2 separate regions of the Mus musculus genome follow, and region 1 is linked to region 2. A link is a loop called in an ENCODE intact Hi-C map of the cell type or tissue named here. Cell type or tissue: left cerebral cortex. All regions are shown on one strand.

What was found. Hi-C counts contacts between places; a loop is a spot of excess contacts. Peaks named below come from ENCODE experiments on the same cell type or tissue, not always from the same donor. Only the 100,000 strongest peaks of a DNase experiment are listed, where the experiment ranks them.
Region 1: it touches region 2 in a loop (1.9-fold over the local background); 9 of 42 quality-filtered maps call a loop at or near these places.

Annotation. Positions count from the first base shown.
Region 1 is chr11:49,521,949-49,529,948 of GRCm38, forward strand. Olfr1383 (olfactory receptor 1383) reads left to right here and starts at 1,777. Exons shown (of 1, transcript NM_207574.1): 1 at 1,777-2,712. The coding sequence starts at 1,777. The coding sequence ends at 2,712. In left cerebral cortex, no CTCF peak of the experiment used is centred here; no DNase peak of the experiment used is centred here.
Region 2 is chr11:49,165,384-49,173,383 of GRCm38, forward strand. It overlaps Btnl9 (butyrophilin-like 9), which reads right to left. Exons shown (of 10, transcript NM_172793.2): 8 at 7,829-7,855; 9 at 5,214-5,240; 10 at 2,942-4,308. The coding sequence ends at 3,671. Among named protein-coding and RNA genes, the nearest start is that of Olfr1394, 9.4 kb to the left of the region's middle. In left cerebral cortex, no CTCF peak of the experiment used is centred here; a DNase peak (open chromatin) is centred at 3,998; H3K4me3 peaks cover 443 bases.

The DNA of each region.
Region 1 (8,000 bases), 360 kb after region 2:
AAATCAAATTTCATGTTTGACTTAAGTTTCACCATATTCTGACAATATTAAATTGGTGGGTGATAGGGAAACTTAGATCTCTGTGTGGAAACACCTAGTCTTGAGATGTTTAAAGGTGCACAATGAGCCATCAAGATCGCTCGAAGGTAAAGGAGCTCGATAACAACACTCATGACCTCAGTTCCACTGCCAGGACCCACACAGCAGGAGACAAGGAGTTTTCATGCTTGTGCTCTGACCTTCACAATCATGCCATGCCACACATGAGCCCATACATGTACATACAGTAGATACAATGTATACCATGGTGGGAAGAGATAATTAATGCAGGATCCTTTAAAAACTATTTCTGTTAGTCAATAGGAACATTTGCAAAGGCTGACTCTTCACTGGGGGTTGGCTGTGAGGTGAAGGAAAGAATGTGTAGAGAGAAAGGAAGATGCTGTGCCTGCTTGCCCAGGTTTCACACCCACCCTTCTAGGTGTGTGTTTCTGTTAATATCCCTAGGTATTAAAGGATAAGTCCTCATTCCCAAAGGATATTAGAAATAGCTAAATCTGTCAATGTCCTTTTGGTCAATGGAAAGGACTGTGTTCTGAGAGTTCATCCTCTTGCTAGCATCATCCTACATAAACGTCACTGGAGTTGTACAGAGGGAGATGAGAACAGATGATGGAAGGACCCTTTGCTACAATCTCCACATGTAGAATATCATTTTCAGTTATAACCATTGGTCTCTATGTGTTTATATTTTGGTAAAGTAGTTGTGTTTATTGTTCAAGGAGTGCCTTCCCATCATCTAAGCTTTATAGACATCCCAAAGTGACCGTGTATGGTGAGACATATAGCTAGTGAATTAGTCAACTTGTAACTATGTCACCATTGAATGGAAAGATGCCTGTAGAACACAGAAGTATCACACCACCTTTGGACAATGTGAGTCAGGATATGTTCGTAAGACTGTTGGTAGATGAGCAGAAAGAAGCACGCAAGGAGAGGTCTGCTCAGCTGTGCTTAGACATACATTTCAATGAGAGCTTTTGGTGTGTGCATCTTCTAGCTGTGCAATGTGAATACATTAATTCAGTGAGAGCATATTTTCTTGCTAATATTTTATTATCTATATATGATATAAACTCTTAGATGGACTAAAAAATGGACATGATGGCTGATCAAGAATTTTATGTATAAAAATCATGCACAGACACACAGGAACAAACACACTAGAAATTTAATACAAACAATTGTTAGTGTTTTGAATGTATAAAATCATATGTGCATGTTCTGAAATGCTGTATGTAGGGATTCAAAGTAATAATTAAATGTTTTAAAGATAATTCAGAGGCTGGGAAATGGTTCAGTGTGTAAAGTGTTTGCTACCATGGATGAGGACCTGGCCTGCGTCCTGGTTAAAGTATGGTCTTACACACTATCTTCTCAATCATGGTGCTGAAGTTGCTCTATGGTCATCACTGATATCTGGTTCCTATTAGATGATGTGCTGCAGTCCTTTGTAGATAAGTTGGTGATAATCTCTCCTCCCTGTAGGCCCTGCTGTTTCTGGAATCCAAGCCAACTGCAGAGTTTTTAAAACAAGGATTCCTTGTGCCTTCAGACTGTGACACTTAGCAGATTCAACATGAGGTAGACCACAATTAAGGCAAATATGCCAGACTTCATATAGCTTTGGGTTACTTTGTGGGCTCAAGTGACTTCAAAGTGCATGCTCTGATTGGAAGCATTGAGCTGTCTTCTGTTTTGTGAGAGTGACAATCTATGAGCAGCTTCAACACCACCTTAAAAGGTGGCTTCATTTTGATGGGCTTCTCAGACTGGCCTCAACTGGAACATATCTTTTTTGTCTTCATTTCAATGTTCTATATCCTAACCATCTTTGGAAACTTCACCATCATCACAATCTCACGAATGGATCAGCGACTACAAACACCAATGTACTTCTTCCTTAACAACCTCTCTTTCCTGGACCTCTGCTACACCACCAGCATTGTACCTCAGCTTCTTGTCAATATTTCTGGAATTGACAAGACCATGAGCTATGCTGGGTGTATGACCCAGTTCTTCATAGTGCTCTTACTGGGTGGAACTGAGTGTATGCTCCTTGTGGTGATGGCTTTCGACCGCTATGTCGCTGTGTGTCATCCACTACACTACACCAGCATTATGCACCCCCTTCTCTGCCATGCATTGGCCATCTCCTCCTGGGTGGGAGGCCTTGTGAACTCTCTGACTCAGACAAGCCTCATCATGACCATACCTCTCTGTGGCCATCACCTGAACCACTTCTTCTGTGAGATGCTTGTTCTCCTGAAGCTGGCTTGTGAGGACACAGGAGGAACAGAGGCCAACTTGTTTGTGGCTGGAGCTGTAATTTTGGTCTGTCCTGTAGCACTAATTCTAGGCACCTATGCACACATTGCTCATGCAGTGTTGAAGATCAAGTCAAGATCTGGGCGCAGAAAGGCCCTGGGGACTTGTGGGTCCCACCTTACTGTGGTTTTTCTTTTTTATGGCTCAGCCATGTACACCTATCTCCAACCTGTCCATGTGTATTCCGGGAGTGAAGGGAAGTTTGCTGCCCTCTTTTATACTATCATTACTCCAATGCTGAACCCTCTGATTTATACCCTAAGAAACAAGGATGTGAAGGGGGCTCTATGCAAGGTACTAGGGAGAGATACAAGCACAACATAGGAGGGGAACAGAAGTTTATACAAATATTATCTAATATTTCTCATATGACAAAACTCATCTTGCCTATAGAGACCTATTATTCTCCAGAAGATATTCCTCAGTAGGCATCATGATTGTACTTCTTACTTATCTGAATATTAAAACTGGTGGTCTAAAACACTTCTAGATCCTCACGAAATAAATATTAAGAGTTGCTTTGTGTCATAATTTCTCCAAGGAATGAGTCTGGGAGAGAGGTATAGCGATTCTCCATAGGAGAATGGACGTGGACTCTAAGTATAATTGAGAGCGAGAGAATGTAGGTGGTTGGTCTGGTGCTGCTTGTATTCAAATGTCAAATTCTGTATCCCAACACATGATTGCTCCAAGATGAGCAGATCTTCATGTATACCAGCTTTTGTTGTAAACCTTGCCCGCCAAGTTATCCATGATTGGTTAATAAAGATGCCTACAACCTGGAGTCAGCAGAAAGGAGAGGGCAGAGCAAATGTTCCTTGGGCTTGGGATCTCAGGCAGAGATCATAAGAAGGAGAAAAGAGGAAGAAAAGTTGCTTTGTGTATGTAGATCATGAGTGTGTGGCCATTAGGGCCAGGCTATTGGAGTAGGAGCAGTGCAGGTGGAACATGGCAAGTGATATCTCAAGGTTATTAACAGGGAAGTAGACAAAATAGCATAGAGGGTAGACATCTCCTCAGCTCTAGTGCTTTAAGGCTTATTATAAATATAAAGGTTTTGTGTCTTGTATTTGGGGAATTATGTGGTTTTAGAGGAATTTTTTAAAACCCAAATAATATTTCCTACAAGAAGAGAAGACTAAACTCAGAATAAAAACACCATACCCAAGTCAATATTCACAATGTGATGCCAGGTAAAAGGCATTATTTCAAAGGCAAATGCCAAGAGTTCATACATTTCTCCTAAGTAGTTCTGACCTTGGACATGTATTCTCACATCTCTAAGCCCATTTCTGATACAGTGGTTGCAATTCTATGATGTGGGTGGCAATTAAAGCAACAGGAACAGAAATATTTCATGGAGCACATCAAATTTCAGATATGATCTATTTTTACAATGTGGAAATGAAGAGGAAATCATGAGGGCTTCCCTGGTTAAAGGATGATATTTACATGCAGCAAGATTTACACTTGGGTCACTTTATAGGAGACTTCTTTTCTGATAACAGGAATTGTTGATGCCAGGCATTGTTCTAGGGACTGGAACTGTAAACTTGTGCAAGAGAAGGCAATTGGTTGATCTGGTTTTACTCACAGAAGCTTGAGAATTGTCCTTTTTTTCAAGTATGAATGCTGTGTGAAAGGTTAAAAAAATGATAATAAATCTGGCGTGGAGGTAAGAATAGGATGTAAAGTCAATAAATAAGTAATTAATGAGGGAAAGGTCCCCAGAAAGCTAGATATTGTGATCCTAAAGATGGAAGGAAAAAGCAAAGCTACACAGAACATATTTATTTATCATCTATCTATCTATCTATCCATCCATCTATCCATCTATCTATCTATCTATCTATCTATCTATCTATTTTACTTATCCACTTTACATCCTGCTCACTGCCCCAGTGGTCACTCTTGGTCACCCCCTCCCACAATGCTTCCCCTATCCCTAAACCCCTTCTTTTCTGAGTGGGTGGGGGCCCTCTATGTGTCATCCCACCCTGGCATTTCAAGTCTCTGTGAGGCTAAGCGCTTCCTTTCCCACTGAGGCCAGACAATGCAGCCCAGATAGAAGAACATATCCCACAAACAAGGAGCAACTTTTGGGATGGCCCCCATTACATAGAGCATCTTTAAGCTCTCTGTCTAGGTCTGAGGAAATGAAACAGAATCAGATGTGAACCCCTGAGTATAGGCATTTGAAAAAAAATATTTAAAGTGAGGTTGGCTGTAAACTTTTTATAATTAAAAGGTATTAGCTAAGACTTTATTAAATTGATTTTATGATATAGTCATCAACACACTACTATATAAACTATGACAATTTAACTGCACATATAATCTAATAAACATTCAATATCATTTTGAAAATAAAAAAGTTGGAAGGAAGACAGAAAGAACATAGGTGAGAAAATGAGACAGAGACTTTCCTGAACAGTGTTTGACTTCTATGCAGGAGAATCACTAGATGACAAAATTCCTAGAAGGAATGGTTTTCTTGTTTCATCTAACAATGTCCCCTGCTACAAGTTTCTCCTATGTTAATCTTGAATTTCCCTAAAATCAACACAAGAAGACACTGTTGATCTGTGCTGAGGTCTGGGCAGTCTACATCAAAAATATTGGTAATAAACTTAAATAAGCAAGTAAAATACCTCTGTTCTGACAACCACAAAATATAATTTTCTTTAGACTTTAGCCCAGGAAACAGTCACCAAAGATAAGCAGCTCTGTGTAACCCATGGTTCTTTAGTATATTAAAAGATGTTTGTAATTTATCTTTTTATTTGTCGAGGAAAACAATGGATACAACTTAAAATCCTCCTGTAAAGCACAACAAGCCAGATTCAGAAAGACACATTCAATATTTTACCTCATCTATAGAATCCAGATTTAAAATTACATGCATGTATGTGCAGTTAATAAAACTATAAGAAAGGGGGGAATATATTAATGGTAAAGGTTAGTTTTCCTATCCATTTGACTACTAGTGTCATCTACAAAGAGAAGATCTCATTTGAGAAAATACCTCTATTAGATTGTCTAGACAAGCCTAAGTTAATGATTGACATAGGTGATCAAGTCCACTGTAGGTGGTACCACCCCAGGTGGGTCTATATTGTATAAGAAAGCAAACTGAAGAAGCTAATAGGAGCAAGCCAGTAAGAAGCATTTCTCCATGGCCTCTGCTTCAGGTCCTGCCTCAAGTTCCTGCCCTGAATTCTCTGAATGATAGGCTATAAGCTATAAAATCAAATAAACTCTTTCCTCCCAAGTTAATTTTGGTCATGGCCATTATCACCGAAATAGAAAGCAAACTAGGATATTAATGGAGAAGGTAAAGGGATACATGCAGTCAGGAAACGGAAGGAAGGGCTAGAGGAAGAAAGTGAACTAGCTAGGGATGATTGAGGATTTAAAATAGCAATGGGGAGGGATAAATATAAGAGCAAAGTATAAAGTACATATTTATGAAGATCTAATGATGAAACCTATTACTTTGTATTCTAATTTTAAAGTTAATAAATGTGGATAAAATCCAAAGGCAACAAGGGAAGAAAGGGAGGCAGAAAGGGAGGGAGGGAAGGAAAGTAATGTATTCTAACTCATATAAAGGAAACTAATATCAGTTGGATCAACGGAATAACTTTCTGGGCATCATATGAAGACTCCGTGTAAAGGAAGGCAACTGTAGTTTGCTGAACAAGTCAGGATTCATGTGCAACATGGAATTTGATCTGTCTGGCAAAAGGCGAGTAGGGGTCAATGTAGAGAAGGTGATGGAATCTTGGACTGCAGAATCACATGAGCAAGTAAGCTATCATCCTAAGAATACACACTGGGTCACACAGACTTAACAGAGGCCAGGGGAATAGAGAGTACTGAGGACTGAAAGTCATATCTTGGAGCCAGTCAAGTTCATTGTAATTGCCACAGTGGGGCCCTAGGTCTCCAAGGTCATGCCTTGTAAGCCACTGATTCTCCACAGTTTCTATGGGGTTGGGGCTATAACTCAGTGGTAGAGTGCCTACTTTAATATGCAGGCCATCGTGGGCTCAATGCCCAAGAAGGCTTGTGAGTTCCCTCAGGATAGAATTTGTGTCTGCAGCTTTAGTTTTGCGTGGGGAGTTGGTAACACACCAGCTACTTCTTGGACTCAAAGGGTCAAGGTAAAAGGGGACAGTCTGACCTCCTAGGCTGGGAGACGCAATACTGTCCACTATATATGCTATCATGACTTCTAAGAGACAGGAGCACTGACCTGAGCCCTTCTCACTATAGAACCAAAGAGGGAAGTATCTTTCAGACATCACAAGTTGCCACCAGTTCTCTAGTGAACCTCTCCTCTCCTTTGAAGCCAGTAAAACAGAGAGAGAGAAAGGCAGGAGATTTGTCCTTGAACTTCAGGTAAGTGGGGCTTGGGTGAGATACTCACATTCAAACTTAAAGGGGAAATATTCCACTAAGAACTAGCACTAGAATCCACTGTGTTGGACCATTATTCTGGTAGCAAAGAACATTAAATTAATGTAAAAATAATTTATCTCTCATGGACTCTTACATTCTCTGTCATCTAACCACTCTGCTCTGTTACACATCTGGTCTAAAAAATTCTAGTCTGAATCTCTATCTCTGCAATTTCATAAAATTAATTAGCTACAATTTAAGACATAAACAGTAAGGCTCTTATAGTAAGTTGTAAGCATCACTGAGGACCAAAGGATAGAAGCGCAGTCAGAGTTGTGGAAACAAACCAAGAATTTCTCGGAGGGGTGCACACAGAGGTACCCATCACAGTTGGTGACTGTGTTCTGTGTGCAGTTCATGAAAATTTACTCTTTGAAGCTCAACTAAACTGACTACAAACAATCTATAGTTTGGGAATTTATACTGAATATTTATGGTAGATTATTCTTGCACATTTGATTAAAGAGCCTTGTAGATTTTTTGGAAAGCTTGTGGAACAAAAATGCAATCGTGTTCTGTGTCCATCATGAAAGGGTGGGGCTGATCAGGATACAAGTGGATATCTGCGTGTATCTGCAAAGACATGGAATAGAGGATTGACAGAACAACACTTTGGTGCCTAGTCGGTTTTGATACTGACATTAATATCCCAACACCACATGTGAATGTCTTAATGAAAAAAGTGAAAGTAGATTTAATTCTAACAGTACACACTCAAGACAGTGGTTAGGGATGAGTTAGTAGGATCTTTTCTTTTGTTAAGAAATAAACTTAAACTGTATGGCTTGAATGTGATTCCATTATAACCTTGCAAGATCATCAAAACAGTGTCCTAGGAAGAAGGATTTAAACTTATATACTGTCAGCAATAAATGATCAAAAGTTCATTATTTATAAAGATAACTCATAGACATAGAGGCACATACACTTTGAGGAATACAGATAAAAACTGATCTTTACAACTATTTAAAAAAAAAAGAACAAATGTGGAAGAATCAAAATGCTGTACACAGTGGAGATTAGGAGAAAGGGTTCAAAGTTAAGCATATTGTTGACATTAGAAAAGTAAAGACCATGGCAGGGTGAGATGTCATACCCCCTACTAACACAAACCTTCACCTAATCAGAATTTTTTTTTACAAATTCTG
Region 2 (8,000 bases):
GAAACCAGCCTATTTTATATTTAATTTTAAAAACTCTAGGCTCCTTGAGAGACCCTGTCTCAAAACATAAAGGTAAGAGAATGATAGAGGGAGGTACCCAAAGCCTTCACATGTACATGCGCACGTGCACGCACACACACACACACACACATGGGCCTCCAAAACAGTCGCACCATAAAAATTTATGGCATCATAACATTGGATAGTATGAATACGTTTATTTTGTATAGTAACAAACAGGTGGCTTCTAACCTCTAGGCTGCATAGTAAGAGCCTGGCTCACTAACACCAACAAGGCACCTTTCCCCTCCCTACAGAACGAATCTAATCATACCTCTGACCATTTAATACTACAAAGAGGCACTTAGAATATTAACAGTCACCAAACATTTCCCCTCCAGAGACTAGCATTGAACTTTTGGGTCTGTTCTCTTTTGGTTTGTTAGGTTTTTTTTCCCAACACACTCTTTGTATGCTTATATTTTTCAAAACCTACTTTAATAAGTGTACTTAAATGCTTTAACCTCCCTTCTAGCCTACCACCCACCAGAGGTAGTGGGAAAGAAGGTTAATAGGGCAAAGGAGGGTGTGGACCTGTTTAGAAATTGTTCTTTGGAGGGAATCCGATCTGTGTTGTCAGAATAACAGCAGTTCAGTTCACACAAATCAGCAGCAGTATCTCGATCCACTTGCAAACACCATTCACGAATCAGCAGTGGCAGGTTGATCCAGGAGAAACCTCAAGGCTCTGTCAATCTGCTGGAGTCTGCAGAAGTGCCAAGAAGCTGCAAGAACACCACCAGAAGTTCTTTGGTGTGTTTCTCTCTGTGAAGTCATGACAAAGACCAGCAAGGAGTAGCAAGGCGAACCAATACCACACAGTGTTGTTCACTGTTGGGATGTATTTATACCTTCTCCAAACATCACATGTTCTCTCAAGCATCTGCTCTAGCAAAACATCATATACCCCTTTCCAGGCAGCTTCCAGAAAATCATCACATATCTGTTCTCAGCAAAACATCTTCTACGTGTCTGCTTCAGCAAAAACATCCTCTGATAAGACAGTTTCCAGAAAAGCATTACATGACACAACTGAGTCTCCGAAGAAACCAGACATTTCCACTTCAGCTCTTTGAATCTGACACACTTGAAGCCTACCTCAAGGTATGTCAAGTCCCTGCAGATGAGTTAACCAGAGACGCTATCAATCACCACCTTTGCTTTCTGGGGTTTGGGGGAGCACCTGAGAGTAAAATAGTCATTGTGTTTACCTCAAGCATCTCTAAAGCTCTCAACACTTATTTTTGAAGAACAATATTTCCCTGCATCACTATGGCACTAACTAAAAATCAACACTCACATAAGTATTTTCATATTTGGGGGCTCCCATTCATTTTTCTTTGACCTAATGTCTTATCTCATCCTTGAAAATGTAAATGTCATTACATGGCTCATCCTGCAAATTATCATTGCAATAGTACTATCCCCATTTCCCTTTTCCTTTATTTTTCTAAAGGAAGCTCAAGGACAATTTTATCAGAGTTTACAGCAAACTGGTACAAAGGAGATGAAAACTCTGGCATGCAAAAGGAAAAGATGAAGAAAACACCATGACTTTTACATTAGATATGGAGTAGAAATAGGTGGCGCACACCTTTAATCACAGCACTTTGGAGGCAGAGGCAGGAGGATTTCTGAGTTCAAGGTCATCCTGGTCTACAGAGTGAGTTCCAGGACAGCCAGGGCTACACATAGAAACCTTGTCTCAAAGGAGAGAGAGAGAGAGAGAGAGAGAGAGAGAGAGAGAGAGAGAGAGAGAGAGAGAGAGAGCGCCTTTTAAGAAAGGAAAAAGCTCTCCCAAGAATGTGAGGATGCTAGTAAGCTGAGGAAAGAGTCTGAAGTCCTTTCCCCTACTTAAAACAATTGTATTTGTTTTTGTTGTTTATTCTTCTCTCATATATAACATCCTGACTGTGATTCCTTCTCTCCTCTTCTCCCAGCCCCCACTTATCTCCCCTCTCCTCCAGATCCACTCCTCTTTTATTTCAGAAAAGAGCAGACCTCCCAAGGATATCAACCAAACATGGCAAAATAAGATGCCGTGAGACTAGGCACATCTCTTCATATCAAGGCTGGGCAAGGCAACCCAGTAGGAGGAAAAGGGCCCCAAAAGCAGGAAAAAGAACCAGCAGCAGCCACTGCACCTATTGTTAGGAGCATCACAAGAACACCAAGCTACTCAACTGTAAAATATAGGCAGAGGACCTCGGTCAGATCCATGTAGTCTTCCTGATCCTCCCTTCAGTCTCTGTGAACCCCTATGAGCCCAGCTTATTTGATTCTGTGGGCTTTGTTCATACAGTGTCCTTGTCCTTGACCCTTCTGGCTTCTATAAACCTTCCTCCTCCCTTTCAGGAGATTTACTGTGCTTCTCCTAAAGTTTAGCTGTGGGTCTCTGTGTCTGCTCCTATCAATTGCTGGATGAAGCCTCTCTGATAATGATGATGCTAGGCTCCAGTCTACAGGTATCATTAGGAATCATTTCATACACTTTTTTCTCAGTTGTGTTTATATTTCCACTATTTTAAGAAATATGTAAGATTGCTACATAAGATTGGTGCCATCTTGCTTTTCAATAGACTGCCTGGTGGGCTTATCAGCCATCAGTTTTTTGTTTGCTTGCTTGTTTTTTGTTTTTTGGTCTATACTGATTATTTCCTTGATGCAAAGCTAATAGCTTTTCCATTCCACCCTCCCCATTCTCTTTTAGAAAGGTTTCACTTAATTATTTCTAAGACTTCCTTTGCAAACAGAGGAAAAATAAAGTGTTAGCATGGGCTTATACATTTGGGTTTTAGTTATTGCCTAATACTACATTATCTTAATTTTTAATTTTAAGAGATTGTAACAAAATTCCATAATTTCTCCTTTCCTTTTCCTTCCCTCAAATTCTCCTATGCCTCACTTCTAGCTCTCTTTCAAAATCATGGCTTTTAAAATTAATGATATTAGATGAGTATATGTATATACTTATATTTTGCTAAATATAGCCTTTTCTGTTTGTAAATGTTACTTATATGTATGTTTATGTTTTAGGAGTATCGCTGCATTCCTGCCATCCTTATCCTGCTCCACCTGAGCGGGGGATCCAATGCACTTTTCTGGGGAAATCGGCAGTGAAGTTGAAGATGTGTGCTATCCCTCGGGCTAGGCAAGCACTCTACCACTGCTTACCCCCAGCCAGCCACATCACTGCCATTATTGAATTTCATGTTCGAATTGCCACATACATGATCAAGGAAGTCGCTATAAACTGTATTCTGAGCCAAAGGTGAACTCATTGCTTATGAAATGACATTACTTCTAGACTTTTGCAGGATCCACAAAATTACACACACACACACACACACACACACACACACATATACACTATACAGAACTATACACACATTAGCGGATAATTATGATTCTTTCCCATCTTCTACACTGCACACTCCAGAATCCTGCTATATACACAAACAATCTTTCATTTGTCTGTTTAAAGATAATTATATACATTCATCTGTATAGGCCCTCTCTCTCTGTCCTCTTTCTGCTGACTCTGCTTTGGCTGCAGGAGAGCAAAGCGCTGTCCAGGAGTTCAGGACAGTGCTTGGACCTGGCCTTGAGGTCAGGACACTGCCTCATTAACAGCCCAGGCGGGGTCCAGAGGCTCATAGGGCTGTAGCCAGTTGTCGTTGTCGTTCTCTTCGAGGACCTGTGGCCCTCTAACCGGCAAAGAGCAGATGGTCATAGGATCCGGATGTTCACTGCCGTCGTGAGCTCGGGGCCTTAAGTAGGCGCGGAGCGCCCCTGAGAAAGTGTCGGTGAAGCTGAAGATGTGCGAGCCATCAGACACGTTGAAGAAAGACAGCTTCCCGGCCTCGTAGTCCAACAGGACGCCTATCCTCCGGGGAGGCACGCGTAGCGCCAGTGCCACGCGATGCGGGTCCAGCACGAAGTACTCGCAGCGGTTCCACAGCCCCATCACCCAGTAGCCAGCCGCCGGGCTCAGGCGCGCGGGCCCGGAGCGCTCCACCGACTCCAGACAGGCGCCCAGGAACCAGCGGCTGCGCCGGCCCACGTGCACCTCCCAGTAGTGGCGGCCGCTGGAGAAGCGCTCCCGGCTCAGCACGCAGGTCTGCTCCGAGAACCGCTGCGGGTCCCCAGCTGCAATACTGGGCACCCCCAGGCGGGAGGACACGGTCTTGCCGTTGTTGGAGACCTCCAGGCTAGGGTGCGCTGTGGCAGGATCCAAGGTCACATCCGCTGAGCAGAAGCTTAAGGTTAGTACCTACTGAGGAAGGTTCAGAAACCTCTTCTTTCCCCTCCATTCCTCTCCCTTCTACTTCCCTCCACCTCCCGCTCTTTCCTCTTCTCTGCTCTCATTTGGCCTCTCCTCTGTTCCTCGGAAAACTTCTAGTTGACCAGTTGGAGCAACTGGTGGTATCACACTCCTTCCCACCCACCAATTCTGTCAACCATCCCTCTTCCCAGAGCATCATGCAGATCATTCCCAAAAACAACTCTTCCTGAATCCCACTCTTAGGTTCCAAATGAGGTAGGTTCATGAGTAGATTTGCGAGGACGGAGCCAAGCCTTGTGCAATGAGGAGACAGATATTTGTTGGCTTCTGTGTCCTCTGGTCCTATCGCCCAGTCTGAACGTCAATGTTGTGCCTCTGCTTTACAGCAATTTTAGGGCTCTTAATACTACAGGGAACCTCTGAGATCATTCAGTGACCTACACTCCAACACCCATGACCCCAAACACAACCACTCGATGGCTGAGAAACTAGAGGGTACACACCTGCCCATTTCTTGAGACAAGGTCTCCCTATATAGCCCAGGATGATCTTGACTCATGATCAAGATCATGATCTTGACCTCAGCCTCCCAAGCACTGGGACTTCGTGTGTGTATCATCATGGCTGCCTGAGGGGCCCTTCTCTGAAATGATCTGAGAGGTTCCTTTCAGATTCTGCCCTTTCTTCTGCAAAAGATCTCAGAAGCAGTCTTCCTGTCATGGAACATGTATGCAGCATGTAGTATGTATAATGTGTTCATTTCCAGGATATGGACTTGACTCCTGGAAAAATCCTCCCTCTAAAGTCAGGTCCCTCTGCATCCCTTCTGTGCAAGACCCAACCCAACCGGTCAGCTTCAGATACTTACCTGCATATTGCTGGGCTGCTCTCCACTCTGAAACCAAAGAGAGAGGAGAGAGGACTCAGAGAGATCAGCCAGTAACTTTGAGACCCATAAGATGGCATCCCTTGCTCAAGAGCTGCCCACAAATTAAAAGGGAAGTAGATACAGGGAAGGAACATTTGAACATCCGGAAGCCACTAAGGCCATAATAGTGATAACAAGCAGGGGAGGCGAGCCCTTGGGCAAGCCCATCTGGACTGAACATCCGCTCAAGTGGAAACCTTGCCTCAATGGGGAAATTATAGTTGGTGTACTAAATGGCATTGAGAAGACCCATTCCCTGCACACAGACAAATCAGTGGACTCACTGTTACCTCACAGCTAGAGTGTGAGGAATTCTGTAGGATTAATGGCCTACACATGAAACATGTCATTGCAGTTTGGATATGAAATATTCTCCAATGGCCCTGAGTTAAAGGCTTAGTCCTCAGCTCTGCACTATGTGGAATCTTTAAGAGAGATAGCAAAAATGAAAGTCTTCTGGCCATCCAGGGGTTATTGAGACTCTGGCCTTCCCGTCTCTTCTCTTTGCCTACTGTGTGGCAAGCAGCTTTCTCTACTCACACTCCCTGCTGCAATGTGCTGCCTGGTCACAGGCCCAAGTGACCATGGATCCATCACCACTGAAACTGTGATCTCAAGTAAACCTTTGCTCACTGCAAGTTTCCTGTATCAGATGCTATGTGACACTACTAGAAGGTGAGAAATACACTATACATTAATAAAAGAAGTTATAAGACAGCATCATCGTGGGATCCTTAGCAAAGGTCTTCAACAAAATTTCAGGAACATAAGCCATAAGGTACAAGTTTTGATGAATTAAACTTTATCAAAAGTAAAGTAATGATTTCTCTTTAATAATGGGAACATGAACAAAGCTAACAGTAAATGACACAGTAATAAAAGGAATTCGTGTTGTTTAATATCGATTGTGTGTGTGTGTGTGTGTGTGTGTGTGTGTGTGTGTGTGTGTACACCAACACCATACAGGAATCCTCAGAACGTTAGTATCCAGAGAGCACCACAAATAAAAGAATGAGAAAGCATTTATCTCTCTGGGCTGGCAAATTTAGAGAGCTAGTCCACACAGGATGCAAGTGTACAGAGCTTCACCATAGGGGGTGGCAGGAAGATGGCTTTCTGGGAAACCTTTGTCTGGCCAGCATCCTAATCTCCCTTCCTGGTTATACTTCCTAGAGAAACAGGGTGATAGGACAACACACTTGGGGCTTATTCGGTGTGGTTTGCAGTGATGTGCAGTGAGAATCAGCAAGAAGAAGCAGACCTAACATACACAATATGGATATTTAGTCAGTAATACGTGTATGAAGCAAGGGACAGACAGCATGTGACTATGAATGATGTTTACAAAAACCTATGATGCATGTGACAAAGTAGAAACCCAGGTTTACAAGAATGTATACAAAATAAAGTATACATTAGATTGATGGCCTTATGGAGGGAATATAGGCCTTTATGACATTGTCAGGTTCCAAGAAATTCCTTTTCCCAGAGTCTAGCCTTTAGGCAAAAGCCAGAATTCCCTCTGGGATTTAAAAAGATAGTTCATACTTGCTAAAAAAGAGTCATTCTCCTTATATGTGGCAAAAATGGCATATGTCTTTTCCATCTACCTATGCCTCTGGTGCCTATTAGCATATCAAGGTCTATGCTAGGCTCTAGGATCCCTCAATCCTGGCTGACATACCCTGCCCACTACCCTAACCTTCTCCAGCCAAGAGAGGAAGGCTGGGCTGCTCCTCCACCCCCCACCCCCAGCCGCCCTTCCCTATTTAAAATCCAGCCATTTTGGTACCCAGTTCTCTTTTAGGCTTCCTGGCTGCTATACCTGGTTCGCCTCCCTCCTCTCTCCCTTCCCTTCCCCAACTCTCCTCACATGGCTCAGGGGCGTGTCCACTCTGGGTTCTCCCTTTTAGCTACAGTAAACTTCCTCTACACCATTCCTAGGACCACTCATGCCCTTTCCTTTTGATTTATTTGTTTGTTTATTTGGTTTTTTTTTCCATTCAGTAACCAGGATTAGAAACAATGCTCTTCCACATGTAGCCTTGGGACAATAAGTATAAATATACAAGGAAACGTGGGTCTGACCTCTACCAAGTACAATATGCATACAACCTGGGAAGCACAGGAGAGAAAATGGAAGCACCAGGCAAGAGTGTGATGTTGCTAAGTAGAGAGTAACTGGCTAGTGATCGCTTGACCTACATTTTTGGTGTGTTTGCTTGCTTGCTTGCGTTACTTTACAATAGTGTGGGAGTCTTAGGATTCATTAGAAACCAGGCTTGGAGTTTCGATCAGTTCTCAGGCTGGTGATAGGTGGCGGGTTAACTCTATGGAGATGCCGGGGAAGCCACAGTGAGCTAGCCACGTGATCAGAAGGTACCCGGCCAAAACCCCAGCCCGGGTTTTGGCCGGGTGCCTCAGTGATGTTTAGTAGGCACATCAAATGCATTTCCAACTTAGGACATTTTCAGTGGGTTTAGAAAGGTATGATTCTATCATGGAAGTCAAGGAATCTAGTGAGAAACAGCAGGAGAGAAAGGGGCTTTACTCACCAGCCTGGCCTTCAGACCTTCTCCAGTCTGTAGCAACAAAGGAAAAGGGGTATTAGAAAGTCAGGACACCACTTTTTTTTTTGGCCATAGTTGCCCAATTCCCCCTTCCCTCGACACCCATGCAGCCAGCACAGTTCCAGCCTGGGTGCCATACTTTGTTGGGAGAGGAAAG